Regions from separate parts of the Homo sapiens genome. Here region 1 is linked to region 2. A link is a loop called in an ENCODE intact Hi-C map of the cell type or tissue named here. Cell type or tissue: ascending aorta. All regions are shown on one strand. Each heading gives the region's core, and the rest is flanking DNA. Links, peaks and the distances in the headings are about the cores only.

Region 1 (2,916 bases), core at 127-2,626, 61 kb after region 2:
ATAAATTTCCCTTTTCCCACCACAATTTTATAGAACTTTGCAAAGATGCACATCAGCACTTTTGCAAGTTGGCTGTCTTCTGAAAAGCATCAAGCTTGTCAAAGCTTTAACTTTTTATGTTGTTATTTCAAATGGTTTGATCAATTATCAAGCACATGATGTCCCTGTAACCCTATCCTAGGCCATAAGAAGAGGGTTTGAATACCAGGGTTTTAGAAAAGTCTGTTTGCCACATCAAGGAGAGTTTTATGTAACCCTTAGTACATTTTCTCTTTATCCTGACATCTCATTGCTATTTTTTTTTTTTTTTTTTTTTAGTATATTGGAGTACATTTAAATTCTGGCTATACAAGCCAACATTTCTGTAAATCATCTTTCTGCCCTCTGTTAATAAGTGAATCTACAGCAGAGAGGACTGGCTTGGTTAGCTGACAACTCCTATGTAATGGGACTGAAGTAAGAAAATGTTATTAACAAAGTGACAGCCCTAGGTGAAAGTGCAAGAAGTTCTAGCAAATTCCAAAAATATTTTATAGGCTCTTGATCTCATTAGGCCCTCTTTTGCAAAGGAAACTTACTGGGCAGTTTCTTAACTTCCTGTACTTCTCAGACTAAACTCAGAGCATTCACAAAGGAAAATTGGTTTCACTGGCTTGATCTTAAACCCTTTCCAGTGAATCAAACAGTAGTGAATGTCTAGAATACACGTCAGAATCAACACTGGGAACTTTTCTAACTTACAATGTTTTCTTAGTTATGTGCCAAAACAAAACCTTGCCAAGAGGAATTATTTTGATTTAGAGATATGGCTGGTCTTATACAATTTGAGCTCTTTGAGGGCAAAACTGATATGTGATTATCTTTGTATTTAAACATCTCAAAAAGTAGTTTTTGTAACTGAATGGAACCTAATACCAAGGACTTGACAGCTTCTCCAGGCATTAAGAGGCCACAGCATGCCCCTGGTCTTGGCTCATACATCTGCCCCTGCTAAGAGGATGCTGCCTGACCCACACCCCGGCTGCTGGGGTAGCGCCTCCTCATCTCTCAAGACCCATCTTTCCAAACTCTTTCTTGAGCGTTTTCCATTCATTGCACCCCCTGGCTCCCTGCACACACTCCAGTACAATTGATCATCCTTTCTATCCAACTCCCACTGCATCTTATACATCCTCATCTCCTCACAAGGGACACCCCATTGCACTTACAGGTGTACGTGTAGATTCCACTTTGTCCACCAGGGTTTCTCAAGCTCTGCACTGTTGACATTTGGGGCCGGATGACTCTTTGCTGCAGCATCCTGTGCATTGTGAGGTATTTAACAGCATCCTGGCACCCAGCCTGCTGGGTGCCACTAGGAACCCTCCCCCAGCCGTGACAGCCAAGGCTGTTAGGCATTGCTACATGTTCTCTGGGAGGCAGAATTGTCCTTATTGGAAACCACTGTGCTAGACTCAAAGCTCATGAGGGTGATGGCAATGTTTTATTTCTCTTTAAATTCTTAGCACTTTGCTCAATTCCCTGTCTACATTGGACATTCAGTATTTTTTGGATTTTGAGAATCAAGTGAATTAATGCATGCTAATACAGTATGAATACTCAACAAACCTTAACTGTGTTACTGCTATTATCTGAAACTATTGCCCATCTCAGCAATAGGCAGTGATTATAATACTGACTTTATAACTTTCTGGTGAAATTAAATGTGTAGGGTAGGTGTCCAGCTGCTCTGGTGTGTGGTTGTGTCCACTTTGAACCTGGGCTGTCCTCTGAGATGGGTCAAGATCTTCGAAACCCCAACTAAAGCTCTGGACCCCTGTCCACAGGTTTATGCTAGACCTGGTAATTCTGGCTTCCAGACCCTTCTTAGGTGCTAACTTTAGTCCCTAGAGCTTGCTTCAGCTTCTGCCAGCAGGCCTGGCCTAGGTCGTCTCAGCCACTCCACTTCTTGCCTATCTTGACTTCTAGAAAGGTTATAAACCTCCACCACCATCTGTCCCTTCTTGTCTCAATTGTGCCTGTTAAGTTAGCCCATGACCCAGGGTGACTTGTTTCGCCATTCTTTGGGCCCTGTAATTAGGTTATCTTCGAACTACCCAAAAACCAGCAAGATCTCACACATTCGCCCTGGCCTGGTGTATATCACGCTAAAGACAGCCTGCCGAGAGGAAACTGTTCCTTGGAACAGTTGAATTTGTGACTCTATGCATATAAAGTTCAGCCTGACCGACACTTTGACCCTCCCACTGCTTTGGTGTTGGGAGAACATCACTCATGACAGAATTCAGTGAGTTGTAAATTATCAACAGTGGTGACTTAATTGACAATTGCTGTGTTATAACATTGTTATCACTTATATTAGGGTTCTCTGGAGGGACAGAACTAATAAAACAGAACTAATAAAAGGGAGTATATTAAGGAGTATTAACTCACACAATCACAAGGTGGGGTGCCACAGTAGGCCATCTGCAAGCTGAGGAGCAAGGAAGCCAGTCCATGTTCCAAAGCTGAAGAACTTGGAGTCCAATTTTCAAGGGCAGGTAGCATCCAGCATAGGAGAAAGATGTAGGCTTGGAGGCTAAGTCAATCTAGTCTTTTCACGTTCTTCTGCCTGCTTTATTCTGGCTACACTGGCACCTGATTAGATTATGCCCACCCAGATTGAGGGTGGGTCTGCCTCTCCCAGTCCACTGACTCGAATGTTAATCTCCTTTGCCAACACCCTCACAGATACACCAGGAACAATACTTTGCATCCTTCAATTCAATCAAGTTGATACTCAATATTAACCATCACATCAATATAGGAGCTCCCCCAGTAACTATGGTCCTTTTTGAGACCCAGGATAATGTAAGACAGACAAGACTCTGACTTGTCACTTGGGTAATATCAGCCTCCTGGTAACATAGGTTGCCC
Region 2 (2,916 bases), core at 111-2,610:
TTGATCAGGAACGCAGTTAGACCGTGTGCCTGTCTTTTTGTTTAGCTTATGCAGGGCATGTTGACTCCCACTGGCTGCTTCATTGCATCCAGTGATCAAGTACTGCTCCCGGTCCCCTACCTCCACCCATGTCCAGGTCTGGGTTTGGAGATATCATATCCCAAGTGGAACCAGGATCTTGGAGCCCTCATGTGTCCAGAGGAGGAATTAGACATGGTGTATGCATCTGTTCAAGGTATGCGTCTACTCAAGACTTAGAGTAATTAATGCATAATCAATTCAAAGTGAGTGAGTAACTGGATGATTTAAGGGAACACCATACAACTTTAATGACTGAAGTCTTTGGAGGACAGCCATGCCCCCATGCGGCCCGCTTATTGGGATCACTGATTCAGACAGAACTCAGGACCGAACATGGGCGTGAACACAGGCCAACCCATTCTGGCACTTTCCCTTTGGCCTGTGCTCCTGGGACCAGAGGTGGCCTTAGATACTTGCTTGTGAATGGTGGCAATTCTAGGCAAGTCTCACCACCACAGAAGCCCAGAGAGAGCCCAGGAACTTTGTCATCCAGGAAACTGCTACCTCCCACCACTCTATACTTCTCAACTTACCTCTGTCTGATTAGAGCAAGGCCTAATTTCTCAATGTGTTTTCACTTGGTTGGAATCCAGTTGAAATGAAGAATTTGGAGATTTCAGTGTTTCCAGTTGGAATCATAGAATCCTTAATTCTTCACCAGCCTTTTAACTGTATTTCTCAGATATGACATCTGATGGCCCAGCCTTTTAAAATCGCCTTCGTGATGTTGCAATTTCTGCTGACATACTGTTGAGGTCTCAGGAAAAACTGGAAAACATTTCCGCAATGGACAAAGTGCTATGTTTAGGAAATTACTCACATTTCACTATCAAAATATCATTTCTGCCTAATTTGCTTCATACAAAATTGTTTAAATTAAGTTTATTTTAAACAAATTGTTTTGAAGGGTTTAAGACACCAGCCATTTGAAAGACCTCCTCATTCTGAAATACCAAGAAAAAAAAATCACCACCTAAAAGTAAAGAAAGATGAAGGGATCCATGTGTGTGTGACCACTTTCTCAGGCCTGGCCTTCACACAGATGCTCCTAGACAAGGGTTAAATCAGGTAATGAGGCCAGCAGAATACATGATCTCTTGCTAGTTTTTGCACGTGGCATTCTTGATCTTGGGTAGCTGGTTGTTTTCTCAGACCAAGAGGGAGGCTAACAGGCTGAACCCAGGGGTCTGGTTAACAAAGGTTACTATAGGGTGCTAGTGATGCCACAGCGACAGGCTGAGTGTTGGGCCAGATAACTTCCAACTGTTCTAGCCTGCTACACTTAGTCACCAAACCCTGACCTCGCACCTTTGTTGGAAAGGTGAACCTGTGAGACTGCAGAGTCGGGCTAGAGTGTGGGTCTTTTATCTAACATAACATGCAAGTTCATTTGGAGGGAAAAAGCAAAGCTGGACTTCAAATTCCTTTGTGTGGCAATGGGTCTCCAGGGATCTGGACTTGGCCTGGGTTCTGGGAGCTGGCCTAGCATAGAGGAGGGATAAGGCTGTAGACTCTGGAGCCAAAAATCAACATCAGAATCAGTCAGAACAGGAAGACTAGGGAGAAACTGACAGGAGAAAAAAGTTTTGCAGCAATGAGGCTCCAAGAAGAACAAGGACAAGGACATATAGAGGACAGGAGAGAAGGTGGAAGCCCAGGAGACTCTGAGGCACGGGGACCTCTGCAGGACCATGAGGTCTTATCTCTGGGTGGCAATAGGGCATGAAGGCAGACTCAGCATAGGAAAACCAGGGTTTCTAAGCCGGGAATGGAGTTTAGAGAGTCACCAAGACAGAAGCGGGGCCAGAAGCTGGCATCAGAGCCATGGTCTAGAGTTAGCAAGACAAGACGAATATCAAATAAGGACCAGTAGTGGGTGACATGGGCAGGGCAGAGGGAAATCCTTATCCTTGTTCTGGAAACCTGTTTTAGTTTCTCCTTACATTAATAAATCACCCAATGCATGATTTATGAACAAACCAGATATATTATTGATAGGGCCAGGGCTGGAAAGAATACTATATGCGTAACATGGACAGTCATTGTACAACCAGTAGTGGAAGACTGTCAGTGGCTCAGGACAATTTCATTCTCATGGTGGGAAAAAGAAACACAAGCCACAAGACCCTCAGACCCTGGGTCTGTTGCTCCCCATTTGTTCATGAAGAATAGTGTCTCAGTCTGTTTTCTGCTACTATAACAGCATACTTGTGATGGTTAAAACTGAGTGTCAACTTGATTGGATTGAAGGATGCAAAGTATTGATCCTGGATGTGTCTGTGAGGGTGTCACCAAAGGAGATTAACATTTGAGTGAGTGGGCTGGCAAAGGCAGACCCACCCTTAATCTGGATGGGCACCATCTAATTAGCTGCCCATGTGGTCAGGATATAAAGCAGGCAGAAAAATGCGAAAAGACTAGACTGGCTTAGCCTCCCAGCCAGCATCTTTCTCCCGTGCTGGATGCTTCCTACCTTCAAAAATCAGACCTCAAGTTCTTCACCTTTGGAACTGGGACTGGCTTCCTTGCTCCTCAGCTTGTGGATGGCCTGTTGTGGGACCTTGTGATTGTGCGAGTTAATACCACTTAATACACTCCCCTTTATATATATATCCTATTAGTTCTATCCCTCTAGATAACCCTGACTAATACAGATTTTGGTACCAGGAGTGGTTCTAGAGGAACAGAATATTAAGGATAGAGTTCTTTTGTTGGTTTTGGGGTTTCTGGAGTTGGCTGCTTAATATGATTTGACCCAAAAATGTTAAGGATTCTACTTCTAATAATATGGAGAACACTGATAGTCCTTGACATGAACTGTTTAGAAAGTTATAC

The links. Peaks named below come from ENCODE experiments on the same cell type or tissue, not always from the same donor. Only the 100,000 strongest peaks of a DNase experiment are listed, where the experiment ranks them.
Region 1: it touches region 2 in a loop (2.6-fold over the local background); 4 of 110 quality-filtered maps call a loop at or near these places.

The regions. Positions count from the first base shown.
Region 1 is chr6:159,310,149-159,313,064 of GRCh38, reverse strand. No RefSeq gene overlaps it. Among named protein-coding and RNA genes, the nearest start is that of FNDC1-IT1, 71 kb to the right of the region's middle. In ascending aorta, for the core only: no CTCF peak of the experiment used is centred there; a DNase peak (open chromatin) is centred at 1,334; H3K27ac peaks cover 1,042 bases.
Region 2 is chr6:159,371,160-159,374,075 of GRCh38, reverse strand. No RefSeq gene overlaps it. Among named protein-coding and RNA genes, the nearest start is that of LINC02529, 11 kb to the left of the region's middle. In ascending aorta, for the core only: no CTCF peak of the experiment used is centred there; a DNase peak (open chromatin) is centred at 1,535; H3K27ac peaks cover 633 bases.